Regions from separate parts of the Mus musculus genome. Here region 2 is linked to region 1. Evidence: chromatin loops called from intact Hi-C (ENCODE). Cell type or tissue: gastrocnemius. All regions are shown on one strand.

Region 1 (8,000 bases):
AATACTCGTTAAACAGTACTAAACTAGGAGATTTGAGCTTCCCTGATTCCCAAGAATGGACAAGGGCACATGAAGACCTGGCTTTGTGGCTGGCCTTTAGCCCCATCTTAGTCAGACGAGCTTCCTTTTTTTGTTGGGCCTCTCACAAACAATTGCAAGTAAATAAATAAGAATGCATGAGTGTGGAAGGAGGAGGCGATTTATACTACTCAGAGTCTTCAATTTAGCCGTGTGTGGTGGCGCATGCCTTTAATCCCAGTACTTGGGAGGCAGAAGCAGGTGGATTTCTGTGAGTTCAAAGCCAGCCTGGTCTACAAATCCAGTCCAGGACAGCCAGGGCTCTGTTACACAGATAAACAACAACAACAGAGTCTCCAGTTTAAATAACATTACAATATTTAACCCCCTCCATCCCATGTTAAACTTGTCTTCTGCAAATATCTCTTGAATACTCTTCTAGCCTTTGAGTAGGGGAAGGTAGAGGGAACTCAGAGAGTTCTCTGATAAGAATTTCCCTGCAGTAAAACCTAAACTACTGGCCTGTAACGCCAGGGAGACTGAGCCAGAAGCCAGAGAGTTCAAGGTCAGCCTGAGTCCCAAGAAAGACTCCTTCTTGAAGCAACAATTATAATCCTTATTGAGCTGGGCGGTGGTGGCGCAAGCACTTAGGAGACAGAGGCAGGCAGATCTCTGTGTCTGAGGTCAACTCAGTCTACAGAGTGAATTCCAGGACAGCCAGGGCTGCAGAGAGAAACCCTATCTTGAAAGACAACAAAAGCAAACAAAAAGTGCTTTGTTGATAGCTTGTTTCTTCAGATTCTTCACAACTTCAAAGCACTTTCAGTCTCCCAGCTTTGTGCAAGAATGTAACAAATCAGTCTACCCATTTGAGAGCTGGGAACCGCTTAGGCGCAGACACCCAAACATGTACTCGTTGGTACTTGTAGGAGCTGAAGCCAATATATATATTTCTTTTCAGTGCCTGGAAGCTGAAAAAACGGTGTCCCCTGCTTACATTCACCAAATCTCTGCCTGGCTTTTTCCCTTCAACAACTTGGTTCCAAACATCTTTCCTTTTCCCTTTCCTTAATTCTAGCCCACGCTACATCTTCTGGAACCAATAAACGAGAAAGGGGATGGAGAGATGGCTCAGTGGTTAGGAGCACCTGCAACTCTTTCAGGAGACCCCAGTTTCAGATCCTAGCAGTCACACAGTGGCTGACAACCATTCTTAACTCCAGTTTCAGGAGTATCTGATGTCCTTGTCTGTCCTCCAAGGACACTAGGCACATGTATGGTGCAGGTATGTATGCAAACATGTAAGCAAAAATCTATACACATAAAATAAATATTAAAAAAATGAGACAAGTAAATCACTATATGGTTCAGCCGATAATTTATTGGGCACCCACGTCTAGAAGCCAGATCATTGAAGAATTTGTGCAGGCAGAACTTGACTCTTCTTCATCCATTCAAAAGGATTACCGTAAAGCCAGACATGTGGGAACATTCCTGCAGTCCAGCATTTGAAGGATAGGATCAGGAATTCTGGGCCAGCCTGGGCTACATGAGACCCTAGCTCCAAATAAAACACAATAAAAAGGCCACTTTATCAACAGCACTCATCTAAAAGTAGCACCTGGTATCAGTCCTACTGGAATCCCTAGATTAATAAATGTGTTTGTAAATCCTGAACTTCAAGTGGCTTCAGTAAGAACAGCTTGGAAAAATGTCTCTGTACAGACTTGATTTCTAATTGTGGTGAAGCTTCATTCCTTAAACCATCTATTCAACATGAACTCACTCTCCAAACTTGCATCTGCTAGGCTCCGGGGAAAGGCAGGCACCAAAGAGTGCTCACCATGCGTCTCAGTGAAGCCTTACAACCCTGCTTGCGGTATCAGCTTCCGGTCCTTTCTACAGCCACATTGGCTTCTTTCATTTCTAAGAGCTCTGCCCCCTCCCTGACCTTTGCATAAACTCCAGTTCTAGGCTCCTGAGAATTTGACTCTTTTGTCTTCTCAGCCCCTCCTCCCCTTGCTGCCTTAGCTGCCTTCGATGCTTGCTTCTTTCCCCTCTGGTCAAAGATCTGCGAGACCCACTACTCCCAAATCAATTTAATATTCCGCCCCGTGATTGGTCACTAATTCTCTGTTCTTAGGTTCTTATTCGACTGGAGGGGCAGGGTCTGACCGGTTTTGTAAGATGCCAGAGCCTGGCACACCGGAGGCCTTCCAGGAATGAAAAACAAAACGGATGTGGCTGTCTAAACAGTTCTGTGGGAAGTGAAGCTCCTGTAGGTTAGGAGTTCGGGTTTTGAAATAGGGTCTCATGTAGACCAGTCTAGTCTCACCAGTTCTAAATGGCAGGGAATGGCCTTGAATTCCGAATCCTTCTGTTTTGGGCTCTCAAGTGCTGGGATCACATACCTGGGATTCCACACCTGATTTGGATTAGGGGTTTTCTTGAATTCCAGTGATGTCAGGTCTCCTACTTTTTTTCTTTTTCTTTCTTTTCTTTCTTTCTTTCTTTCTTTCTTTCTTTCTTTCTTTTTTTTTTTTTTTTTTTTGGTTTATGGTTTTAGGTTTTCGAGACAGAGTTTCCTCTGTATAGCCCTGGCTGTCCTGGAACTCACTCTGTAGACCAGGTTGGCCTTGAACTCAGAAATCTGCCTGCCTCTGGCTCCCAAGTGCTGGGATTAAAGGCGTGCACCACCACTGCCCACCGGTCTCCTACTTTCTATCTTGGCTCTTCAATAGCACTGAAATATTGGGAGTTGTTCCAAGTGCCTAAAACTGTAAGCTTCCAGACAACAAACATCCCACTGATTTACTGCTATGGCCTTACTTAGAATGAGATACACACAGAATAACAGCCATAACCAGTGTTCATGAATGCACTCTGGAGGGTCAGCGGAGGTGGGGATGCCACAACACAGACAACTGGCTATAGTCCACTTCAAAGCCTCAGCTGACTCTTCAAGAGCACATAAAAGCACTCTCATCGAAACAGAGGAAGTGGGGAGAGGGAGAAGGAAGGGGAGAGGAGAGAGAGAACTCAATGAATTTAACCTTCCTAGCCTTCACAAGCAATGCTAACCGCGATGCTTCAGTAGTCCTGCCATGGCTCCGGGGACCTTGGCTCCAGGACCCAGTACTGGGGTCCGTCCCTAAAGGGAACTCTATCGGACCTCTAAAACGGAGAACGAGGAGGTCTCTGCTCGCTTCCCTTCCCTGGCCTTGTACAAAGCGCACCCCCCCCCCCAAAAAAAAAAGGCCTCTGGAGCACTCGCCCGCGGGCAGGGCAGAGCTGGCGGAGCCCTAGACTTAGGCCTCGAGCCCCGCCCCCCGGCTGGTCGAAGCCGCGCCCCCAGCTCCCCACCCTACCCCCGCCCGGCAACGGTCCTGGCGCGCAGGCGCACTGGCGCGCCCAAAGGAGGGAGCGCGCCGGCGCGCGCGCGCGGGAGCCCCGCTTAAATGCGGGCGAAGGGGGCGGCGCGCATCCTCGGCGTCTCTGCCCGGTCTGCACCGTCGCTTCCAACTGTCTCCGCGTGGCACGAGCCACGAGCCGCGCTCTTCCCCCGGCGGCGGCGGCGGCGGCGGGTGCAAGCAAGGAGTGGCTGCGAGCGGCGGCGGGCTCCATGGAGAGCGGCGGGCGCCGGAGCAGAGGCGGCGCTTCCACCGCTGCGCCCGGACTGCAGTGACCCGCGTTCCGCCCCGCGTCCCGGCGGCCGCCCGGCCTCGCCGTCCGTGTCCGTGCCGCCGCCGCCGCCCGTCCCACCGGCGCCCGAGCATCGCGACTTCCTTCGGCCCGACTCCCCGGCGGGGTGGCGGCGGCCGGGTCCCCACGGTGGCGGCCGGAGCAGCGGCTGCAGGAGCCCGGCTCTAGGATGAAGTTCAAGCCCAACCAGACGCGGACGTACGACCGCGAGGGCTTCAAGAAGAGGGCGGCCTGCCTGTGCTTCCGCAGCGAGCAGGAGGACGAGGTAAGCGCGGGGACAAAGGCTGGCGACCGGGCTTCATCCCGCACCCCCCTGCACCGCCCGGGCCTGCGGGTCACCGGCAACCCCCACGCCCGGAGCTGGAGATCGGCCTCCGGGGTTCGCCAGCCTGCCTTTTAGACCTCCCATTAGGTCGCAAGCTGTTGGCTTCATTACGTAGATACCTCCTTTTGCAAAGCGGACTCCGCTTTTAAAGTTTTTCTGACGACCGAAAGATGGCCAGCGAGAGATGTGGAATGACGCCAGAAGGGACAAGATAGGCCAGGAACGGGGCGAAGTTGCCCTTTTCAGCCCGGCCATCTCTCGCTCTTCTGGTTTCTCAAGGCTGTTCTGCGGTGTGACTTGACATCTGGGAAGGAGCGGCGTGTGATTTTACCCGACCCTTCGCCCTGCTTTGGACGGATAGGGACCTTTGGAGTAATCTCTGGGAGAGCCTATTTTATTTCACTTCAGTTCTATTCGGTTTTAAAATGATTCCGTTTTCATCCTGCTCTGGATAGTTCAGTCACTTGGTAGCTGGGGGAAATCTTGTAGCGCTGCCACGCCTAAAATGAACTGATAGAGGAAAAAAAGTTAGCGTTCTGAGTTCTGCTTCTGTAGCCGCGTCCAGGGAAGCACCAAGCATAAAACTGGAGATGGGATCTAATGGCTTCCTTATTGCTAGCCCCTGAAGTTATGATAAGTATGACAGCGTACACTCAGTGGTGGTTAACAGATAGCCGCGTGCTTGAAAGTTAGGATCTTTAAACCGCTTTTGCTTTTTATTTATTTATTTTAAAGGTTGATTTGAAAGCTTCTAAGTGTTAAACCCAAATCCCGAAGGAACTTCTAGAGAAAGGTCTTTGAGCTGAGTCTACTTAGAAGAGAACGGAATATAGGACCTTTTAAAAGTGCACAAAGGACAAAAAAGGCCAACAAGCCTTAAATGCAGTCTATCATGGGGTGGGGGGAGTCTTTGAAGGAGGTGCCGTGCTAGGGCAAGGCAAACTAAGTATAAAAACATGTAATAGCGAATAGTGACCCAGGATCCAGTCTGACCTGTTCACTGCTCTATCGGATTTTTAGCTGAGCGTTTACAATGAGTTAGGTGCAACCCGGGAGTGTTACATTTAATCCTTTTAGCACTTGGAGGTAGTACTGGTCCGCCCTGTTTTATAGGTGAGAAGACGGCTTTGAGCAGAAATTCTTTGTCCAGATGACAGAATTAGGTAGCAATCATAGTTAGGGATGTAGTTCCTACCCCAGAAAGCTGGCCTCTTGGTAAAGGGCCTCTGCTCAGCAGTCGGGTGCTCCGTGTTTTGTGAGGCTAAACTTGAAAGCCTTTTAAGTTACCTTTGAGATTGTGCCATAATACACAGTTGGAAATTCAGGGCCCATTTTGTGTGTATGTGGGGGGGGGTGTCTGGGGGTGTGGGGGGTTGTTTGGGGGTGGGATGTATCTGTGTGTGTCCCTAGGGGAAGCTATGAGGATAGGAGAAATCAAAATTATCTAAATTGTGTGTCTGGCAAGGCAGTCTTGACAAGAGCTCCATAAATGACTTTAAGCAGGTAGGTGGATTGGTGTGTGTGTGTGTGTGTGTGTGCTTGGAAATTGTTTCTGCTGGAAGCGTTGCTAAAGGAGATAGCACCATGGTCGAGAGCTTGCCTCGAACACAGGAGCCTGGGTTCAATCCTGGGCTCCTCTCTCTCTCTCTCCAGGAAGTTGCTGTAAAATCATTGCTACAGCCTGTTTTCAAAATGAGACCAGTATTTTTAAATACAGTGAGATGAGCAAGGCTTGGGGAGTATTAGAGAAACCCATTATGTAAAGCGCTGGCTCTTGGAGCCTGTAGGCTGGGGGACCCCGGTGAATCAACTTGTTAGGGGATATGCTCTGAGGGAAGACGCTGGAATTCTCCCGAGCACACAGCCAACTTTCAGCATCTGGTTTGGCTCTTTGGAAATTTTACTTCTGTGGTTGTGTACAGTTGAGGCTCTTTCTATTATGTGATAATTACGGAATAGACTCTTAGCAGCACAGTAAGATGTCTGGGAAAGCTACAGGTGGGCTTTCCCTGTTGAAATGATACCACGAGCCATCCAAGGATAGACCAAAGCTGCTTGTCCCACCCTTCCAGCTAATGGGTAAAAACTGCTTATTTATTGGGTTAAGGAGTTGTAGGTCCTGGTTAGAACATTTAAATGTATGTTTTTAAAGATGAGGGTAACTTCAAAAAAAAAAAGTTAATTACCATCTGATCCTAAAAGGCTACGGAGAGCCCCCATTGGCTGGCTCACCTGAGTGCCGGGATTATAGGCGAGAGCCTTGATGCCCACTGAGAACAGGTTTTTCTTTTTTTTTTTTTTTTTTTTTTTTTTTTTTAAGATTTATTTATTTATTATATGTAAGTACACTGTAGCTGTCTTCAGACACTCCAGAAGAGGGAGTCAGATCTTGTTACAGATGGTTGTGAGCCACCATGTGGTTGCTGGGATTTGAACTCTGGACCTTCGGAAGAACAGTCGGGTGCTCTTACCCACTGAGCCATCTCACCAGCCCGAACAGGTTTTTCTTATAGTAGTGGTTCATACTGGTGCACGCCATAACTACCAGCATGTGGGAGGCAAAGGGGGTCTGATCTCTGAGTTCAAGGCCAGCCTGGTCTACAGAGTGACAGGGCATATAAATTAGGGCACAGAAGTAACATATCTCAAGGTCACAGAACAAGCAGGACTTGACTCCCCGTGTTTTTAAGTCTTCAGTGTATCTGAGCAGCCTCTCTGGCTAGTTTTTCCTGTGGAGGCCTGTCAGCTTCAGTGTGGCTTTGAGCCTTCAGACCAGCCCACAGGTATATGTCCATAAATGACTTTAAGCAGGTAGGTGGATTGGTGTGTGTGTGTGTGTGTGTGCTTGGAAATTGTTTCTGCTGGAAGCGTTGCTAAAGGAGATAGCACCATGGTCGAGAGCTTGCCTCGAACACAGGAGCCTGGGTTCAATCCTGGGCTCCTCTCTCCATAGGCAAAGAAAAGACGGTGACGTGGTGAGTTGGTAGCCAGAAATGGCTCTCGTTGAATATATTTGCATATGTATTTGAATAGTGGATGTAAAGATAGTTTGAGCTGGCAAGGAACATACACTGTCGTATGGAAGATTAGATGAAACAGGGGGAAATAACAACGGAGGCCTGGAGTGCTTTCTTCTCTGTGTGCTTTGGTTTAGGAGCCCAGTGTGTGTCACTTGGAACTTCAGTAAATGGGAAAGGAGGGACCTAGCACCCCAAATAGAAGAGGAGGATGGCTCGGGGCTGTGGTCTGCAAGAGCAGCTTGGGTTGGCAGAGAAAGGGGAATGATTTTTTTTTAAACGTGAGAACCTTGGGTAGAGAATAGCTCAGTGGTGGAATGCTTGCTTGCCTACCACACACAAAGCCTCCAGGGAAAACAGCACCTCAGAGGTCACACACCAGGCAAGACAGGAAGGACATTTCAATTTTAGACTTTTGAGGGATTTGAGAGCAAAGTGGGACATAGAATCAAGCAACTCCATCCTGGGTTGCATCCAGGTGCATGAGCAAATCAGTCTGAGAGCGAGCCAGGCAGTGGTGGCGTGCGCGCCTTCAATCCCAGCACTTAAGAGGCAGAGGCAGGCAGATCTCTGAGTTCGAGGCCAGCCAGGGCTACACAGAGAAACCATGTCTCGAAAAATCTGAGAGGGACACCAGTTCTGTCTTGGATCTGGATCGGTGGTTCAAATGAAGCATCTAGCCTCCCTCTGGGCTAGCCTGCTGTAGAGCTTGATAGCTTAGGAAAGTCCAAATCCAGCAAAAGTAAGGCATGGTGAAAATGAAGGCTCCTTAAAAGGCAAAACTAAAACCAGAGCCGGGAAGAGTATCGGCCCCAGTCAGGAATCCTAATGCAATTAAAAAAAAAAAAAACCAACCAACCAAACAAACAAATAAACCCTGCCGGCCTTTACAGGGGGTGGGGATCAGTTGTCATTTAACCTCTGGCAGTCTCCCGGTT
Region 2 (8,000 bases), 74 kb before region 1:
CCCACAATTTAAGAAAGTGATATATGCACTATATGCAGAGTGCATGTGAGAGTGTGTGCACGTGTGAGTGTATGTGCATATCTATACATATATTCAGAGTGTGTGGTAGTATGTGCATGTACATACACATATACAATGTGTGTGTATATACATGCATATTACAGCATGTATGTGACTGTATCACATACACATACACAGAGTGTGTGTGCATATACCTACACATATAGAGTGTGTATGTGCATATACATACACATATACAGAATATGTGTGTGTGCATATAATGTATATATAATGTGTATGTGTGCATATACATACACATAAACAAAATGTATGTGAGAGTATTGTGTACATAAACATACACATACACAGAGTGCCTTTCAGTGGTAATGGCTCCATGCAGCGGCAGATCCTCGCTGATGCAGTGACCAAGACGAGGATCTGAGGGCACTTTTCATTGCCATCTCCGTCGCTATCTCCCTACAATACTCTGAGAACCAGGAATGCATATCCCTGACTTGCTTGTCTCTCTGCTTGGGGGACATGCAGAGCTGAAGAACAGTAATGTGATGACTGTAACTGACCTCAGGCCCTGCACAAGACTACACTTTAGATCAACAAGGTCTCTGGCACCAAGAAGCCATCCCAGTGTTCTGAGGCCGGGTACATGCCCACTCTCCCAAACAAAAAGAAAACTATCACTCAAAAAAAAACAGCACAATTTACCCAATAATTCAAATACTTGAATATTCCTATAACCATTAAGGAGATTGAACTCATAATTTTAGAACACCCAAAAAGCAAGTCCCAAGCTAGGATGGAGAATTCTACCAAGTGCTTAACGCAGTCTTCCACGGGCTTTTCCCCAGGGATCAAGAAGGGAACAAATAGCCTGTGGGTTGGCCTAACTTCGTCCCTTTGAATTCCTACAACTGTCTTCTTTCCTTTCTAGAGCATCAAGCTGACCAAGTCGATGTCCCCACTAAGGAAGCTGAACAAGCTACTACCTCACTTAGGATACTAACCAGTCACTCCTTCCTACCACATTCCTTCCGTACACACACACACACACACACACACACACACACACACACACACAGAGCTCTCTTGTTACAGTCTCGTTGAAACCCAAAGTAGGTGAAGGCCCTTCCCTTGTGTGCTTCAGCTCTTTCTATTTTCACTAATTCTTTTGAGACAAAGTGTCACCACGTTGTCCAGACTGGCCTTCAGCTGCTGTGGTGAAAACTTCCTATCTCAGTCTCTTGAGTACCTGGGACTGGAGAGCCACACCAGCCGGCAGCTATCTGTATGTTTTTGCTGTGGTACTTATTGTAATTTTCATTAATTATTTGTAGTGATATGGCTAAGCCCCTCCCACCCATCTAAGTACAAACTCTCTAAGGACCGGAAGCTAGAGTGTCTTATTCACGCTCCATCTCTGGCTGAGAGCCCAGACCCATGGGTCTATACATCATTCAATCAATAGTCATTGAATGCGTCAATCAAGAATTTCCAAGGAAGGAAAATCAATACAGTGTGTGTGATCTCAAATCAAGATATGTAGCCCCAAACCAGCGACCTAAGCAAATGGATTTGTGTATGTGTTTACCTTCAGGTATGTATACAAAGGTTTATGGTGAGCAATTGGCTCCCATGGTTACAGAGACCGGCCAGTTCTGGGACCTGCGAGTGAGTCAGCAAGCTGGTGATACAGGACAGTTGATGACTGAGCTCTAGTCTAAGTCTGAAGCCTGGTAGAGGTAAGGCTGGAGACCCAGGAAGAGCCAGTGTCAAGGGTGCAGACAGGAAAGGGTTGATGTTCCAGGTCAAAGTCCGTCCAGCTAGAAGGCTTCTCTGTGACTGGAGGAAGGGTCCATTCAGGCTGTCAGGGGACTGGGTGAGACCCATACTTCTGGCATGGGGAGTCTGCTTTACTGCGTCTTCTGATTTCAATAAGTGCTGTTCAAGAACACAAATATTTAGATTAGCACTCGAGACATTGACAGTGAATTTCTGGCCACCCAGCGGCTCTTACTTAAAAAAAAAAATAAAACAACAACAACAAAGCCAAACAGTACACAGAGAAAGAATAATAGAGCAACTATTTCTGCATCCTGTGGCCTGGTCAAGAAGACACATAAAATTGTGTGTGTGTGTGTGTGTGTGTGTGTTAAGGTAACAATAAATGATTATGTAAAAGGCAAACAAAAATCAAAGGGACAGTGAGATAGCTCAGTACTTAAAGGTACATATGCACGCACACAAAAATAATTTTTTTTTAAAGAAAAGATTGAAGCCTCCAACACTTGGGCACTGAGGCAGAAGGATCCCAGTAAGTTTAAGGCCAGACTGAGCTTCACAGGGAAACCTTATCAAAAAAGGAGGAAGAGGAGGAGGAGGAGGAGGAGGAGGAAGAGGAGAGGGAAGGAAGGAAGGAAGGAAGGAAGGAAGGAAGGAAGGAAGGAAGGAAGGAAGGAAGGAAGGAAGAGAGAGAGAGAGACAGACAGACAGACAGACAGACAGACAGACAGACAGAGAGGAGTGTCATGGCTGAACACAGTCAATACTGAATGAGTACCAATCTGAAGCAGCTACTAAGACACCTGTGTGCGTGCTGTCGAGGTTTCTAGCCCTCTTGATGCCTGCACTCCTACCCTGGGATTGGGAGACACCAAGGAGAGGCAGCTCAGTCCTGCTCACATGAGCAGGAGCTACAGCTGTCTCTCTACCACCTCCCCTCAGCCTCAAACACACCACACATACCTATGTCTCCTCACATAGAAGCAGCCCCTTCTATTCCTGGAGTTCCCAGGCTGGGCAAGGGGACCCTGCCTGAGACAGCCACCAGCCTACTCATTTCCTAGCCATAGGAACAGACTCTTATAACTCAAACAAGTTATAAACGCAAGTGAGACACCTTCAGGTAACCAGCCCCTAACGTGGGCCTAGAACATCTGAATGCTGGCTGAGACCCACCTTAGACACAATCTGGGCACAAGAAGAGACTCTGTCAGCACTTCTGACCCTCCCTCAGTGCTTCTCAAATATTTCCTGCTTGAACTGTTTGTAGATATTTATTTTCTTAAACCCTAATAAAGAAACTAGTAAAAATATTCAAATCCTACCAATAGAATTATGTTTACTTTTTTTCTTTTGTTTTTGTTTGTTATTTTGCTGCTGCTTATATTTATTTTGTTTGTTTTTGTTATTATTGCTTTTCATTTGTTGAGATGCAACTACAGGTAGCCCAGGTTGGCCTAAAATTCCCTATGTCATTGCTGTGGTTTAAATAAAAATGGCCCCTGTAGGCTCATAGGGAATGGCACTATTAAGAGGTATGGTCTAGTTGTAGTAGGTGTGACCTTGATGGAAGAAATCCACTGTCATTGTGGGTGTGGGCTTTGAAGTTTCAGATGCTCAAGCCAGGCCTAGTGACTCCCTTGCTGCCTGCCTATCTGGATATAGAACTCTCAGCCCTTTCTCTAGCACCAGGTCTGCCTGCATGCTGCCATGCTTCCTACCATGATGACAATGGACTGAACCTCTGAAACTCTAAACCAGCCCCAATGAAATGTTTTCCTTTCCAAGAGATGCCATGATCATGGTATCTCTTCACAGCAATAGAAACTGTAAGACAGCAGTCAAAGCTAATCTTGAATTCTTGATCCTCCTGCCTCAGCCTCCTGAATACTAGAATAACAGACTTCTCTCATCACACTTGGCTCTGTTTTGTTTAAGGGGTCTCACTCTGAAGTGTAGACTGGCCTCAAACTCATAGCAATTCTCCTGCCTTAGGTACCTGACCATTGGATTACAGGTATAAGGTACCTTCTCCAGATACTTGCAGCAAATTATCTCTTCCAAACTTGGTTGGTGTGTATAAATATATAAGCATGAACACACATACAAACATGTATGTATATCCATGTATGTATATATGTACATATGTACACAAACACACATATATGCACATACAATGCTAAAATAGACTAAAAATCTCATTAAATTTCAACTGGATTTTCACTGATTTCTAGCTATTCTCCAGCCAGCTCGCTTTCAAACAATAGCAACTTTTCTGATAAATTTGCAATCATCTAACTATCCTAACAAAGATAGTTTAATACATTTGTTTATTTATTTGGGGAAGGTGTTGTTGTTGCAGCAGGGAGGTCACAGGACAACTGTTCTCTCCTTCCAATACGTGGGTCCAGGGATCCAACTCAGGTCACCAGGCTTGGTGGCAAATGCCTTTACCCACTAAGCCATCTCTCCAGCCCATATGTAGTCACTCCCATGATTCTATGCATTATTCCTCCCTAGCATAAAACAAGCAACATAAAGGGAGGGGGAGGGGAGACTTGACTTTGAATACAACTAGAAATGCTTACTGTGGACTGAGCCTGGGATAGGTGCTCTAGTCACTGGGATTGTCAGCATAGGCTCCAAGACTGACTACCCAGCTATGGTAACAGATCCGTAACAGGCAGGGAGGAGGACAGATTGAGGGCAGGAAGCTACAAGGATACAGAGCCTCTGGCCTCTTCCCTAGAAGTCCCCAACCACAGACCTTGGCTCCACTCATGTTAAGTGACTGATGGACAGATGAACTGTAGGGTCTAAAACTTCAGCATTAGTGAATAGAACGTTCTCATTGCCACTTTGTTCCGACGGCATCTGAAGCATGATCATGTCTTAGGACCTTGTTGTACACAGAAGGGAAAAAAAAATCCAGACAAAGTTTCCAACAGGCAAAAGCAAAACATGCATGTGTCCCTTAATGGCACAGCTGATCAGGCATACAATGGCAGGAGGCTTAAGGAGAAGTATTGTGCACAGCAGGTTCCCGGGGGAAGGGAGAGACTCACCACACTTATCTTTACCTGTCTACATGTTGATGGGCATCTGAGCTTCTTCCTTATTGTTGCTACTGCGGATGGCGCAGTATAACCAAGAACCTGGTATGCGACACAAGACTGGCCCCAGCTTTCCTGTGTTCAGTTAGAAGCAAATGGGCAGGAAACCTTGGGCCACTTTTTCCTTGCCTCTCTCACATTACCCAGCAGTGATAATATAGTCGTCCTGAATGCAATCAGCTGCAAAGACAGCCTGTCGGGCTTACTCCACATGATCCCTGCCTGGTTCTCTGGGTTGTTTGTTTGTTTCTGTTTGTTTTTGATGAAAACCAACGAACAGACTGTACAAGGAAAACCAAGAGTAACAGAAATGTGTTTCTCCATTGGTCATATTGTTTTCGCAGAGCCTGATCACACAATCTTCATGATCTACATGAACATGTAAATACTACATGAACACACATGCTACAGAACCCCCAGAACGTCTTCCCAGCAAGAGAAAGCAGTCACTGGGGTGTTGGAAGAGTGTTGCCTGCGTGCAGAGTATTAAAATTCAAGCATCCTCGTCTTAAAACGGGTAAATCCATGCTTTCACCACAGGTGCAGACAGTTACAAAACTATGGGGGCTTGAGGGTCGGGGTGGGTGTTGTTGAGATGTGAGATCTTCTTATTTCCCAAACCCAGGCTTAACATAACCTTTTAAAGAAATTAGTTGGCTGGGCATGGGGGTGTATTACAGCCCTCTGTAAAAGGTTCAGTGGTGTGTGAAAGAGATTGGTTGGAAGGACCAAGAGAACACGTAAGTGTAAGGGCACAATCCCAGCACTGGGGAGGCTAAGACAGGAGGATTGCCGTGAGCTCCAGGCTAGCCTGTTCCACATAGCAAGACCGTATTTCCAAAGAATAAAAAATAAAAGTAACGAAAAAAAATGTATTCTCCAAAGATAAGGAAGTAAGACTTCGTTTTAAGTATTTGTCAGAAGTGGACAGGTAAAATAGGCAGACACTTATTCTGTTTGTTTGTTTGTTTGTTTGTTTGTTTTGTGTGTGTACACACACACACACACACACACACACACACACACACACACAGAGCAATCAGAGTCTTAAGGCTGACCTCAACCTCAACCTCAACTTGTAGCCTTGTAGCTGCGGGTAGTTTTGATCTCCTGATCCTCCTGCCTCAATCTCCCAAGTGCTGCCATTAAAGGCCAAGCATGCACCACCATTCGCAGATCATAAATAAATATACATTGAAAAAAAAGGAATATTTAAGGGCCAGGCCTGGTGGAAGCTGAAGCAGGAGAACGGAAGGGTCAAAGCCCGATCGGGCTGTATAATGTGGGGTTAAAGCCAGACAGGATGACTTAGCAAGGCTCTCTCAAGAAGAGGGCTGGGCGCATAGCTGAGTCTTATGGGTGCTTGCCTAGGTCATGCAAGGAGGAGGCCCGATACGGGAACCCTGGGTCCCATCCCCAGGGCAACATCAAAAAGAAAGGGCAGAAGAAAAGGTAAAAGGGAAGAGAGAGATAAGGAAGGAGGAGGGAGAGCGGGAGGCTAGCAATGGTCCGAAGTTTCTGGTTCTCTGAGATATGAGTACAATAGTTTAGCTGCCGGCTCACGTGTTCATTTGATCCTTCCGCCCGGTCCCTTCCACGCAACCCTTTGCAGAGGGCCCCGAGTATGGCCTTCCTGAGATGAGCACGCTAAAACGTTATATGCGAAAGAGATGTTTATAAAACAATTCTTTCCCACTGACAGTCCTGCTCTCAGAGGGACTTTATCATCACTGCTAATCTCGTTCCTGGCAACAGGGGCATCACGTACAAAGTGAGGAATTCTTTTTGAAGGGAGCAGTCACGCCATCTCTCTTTGGTTTCTATCCAGAGAGGCAGCTAAACATGACTTTGCCCTAAGCTCTAAAGCCTCCAGCCAGCACCAGCAGCAGCCTCGTGCCTAGACTGGTCATTCTCTAGCCCGCTTCCCGTTGCCTCACCCTCCGTTGTAGTAAAATGCCACAGGCCGGATGTGACACAACAGAAGTTTGTTTCCCCACAGTTCTGAATGTCCAAACTCAAGATGGCAGCAGGAGGGGCCGGACTAAGAGCGCTGGCTGTGCTTCTGGAGGACTAAGGTTCAGTACCCAGCATTCACATGGTAACTCCAGTTCCAGGAGACCCAAACCTTCTGGCCTCCACAGGCACCAGGAACACACGCGGTGCTCAAACATAGATACAGACAAGACACCATACACATGAAATAAAAATTAATAAACCTTTTACAAATTAAAGATGGTAGCCCGGACTATGCCGGGGCCTAGCAAACACAGAAGTGGATGCTCACAGTCAGCTAATGGATGGATCACAGGGCTCCCAATGGAGGAGCTAGAGAAAGAACCCAAGGAGCTAAAGGGATCTGCAACCCTATAGGTGGAACAACATTATGAACTAACCAGTACCCCGGAGCTCTTGACTCTAGCTGCATATGTAACAAAAGATGGCCTAATCGGCCATCACTGGAGAGAGAGGCCCATTGGACACGTAAACTTTGTATGCCCCAGTACAGGAGAACGCCAGGGCCAAAAAGGGGGAGTGGGTGGGTAGGGGAGTGGGGGTGGGTGGGTATGGGGGACTTTTGGTATAGCATTGGAAATGTAAATGAGCTAAATACCTAATAAAAAATGGAAAAAAAAAAAAGATGGTAGCCCGGGTCCTGTCTTTTGAGAGTTCTTTCCTTGTCTTTGTCTTTGCCTGTCTTGTCCTTATATCTCCACTTGGTCTCTGTTCTGGACCTGTCTGTATCCAAATTCCTCCTCGAAAGGACATATTAGATGAAGGAGCTTCCTTCCCATGTGTTTCCCCAGCTGACTCCTTTAAGGGCTCTAGTGCAGTAGCATTCCAGTGTAGTGGAGGTTAGAGTCCCCACATAAGAATTTAGAGGCAGCCGGGTGCGGTGGCGCACACCTTTAATCCCAGCACTCGGGAGACAGAGGCAGGAGGATTTCTGAGTTCGAGGCCAGCCTGGTCTACAAAGTGAGTTCCAGGACAGCCAGGGCTATACAGAGAAACCCTGTCTCGAAAAGAAAATAAATAAATTAATTAAATAAATAAAATTTAAAAAAGAATTTAGAGGCAAACACAACTCAGCCC

Evidence for each region. Peaks named below come from ENCODE experiments on the same cell type or tissue, not always from the same donor. Only the 100,000 strongest peaks of a DNase experiment are listed, where the experiment ranks them.
Region 2: a loop joins it to region 1, with 2.3 times the contacts of the local background. A loop is called at or near these places in 4 of 42 quality-filtered maps.

Annotation. Positions count from the first base shown.
Region 1 is chr10:95,559,647-95,567,646 of GRCm38, reverse strand. It overlaps Nudt4 (nudix (nucleoside diphosphate linked moiety X)-type motif 4), which reads left to right and starts at 3,501. Exons shown (of 5, transcript NM_027722.5): 1 at 3,501-3,985. The coding sequence starts at 3,890. In gastrocnemius, no CTCF peak of the experiment used is centred here; DNase peaks (open chromatin) are centred at 3,420, 3,971 and 4,214; H3K4me3 peaks cover 5,251 bases; H3K27ac peaks cover 5,871 bases.
Region 2 is chr10:95,633,320-95,641,319 of GRCm38, reverse strand. No RefSeq gene overlaps it. Among named protein-coding and RNA genes, the nearest start is that of Gm33336, 5.1 kb to the right of the region's middle. In gastrocnemius, no CTCF peak of the experiment used is centred here; no DNase peak of the experiment used is centred here.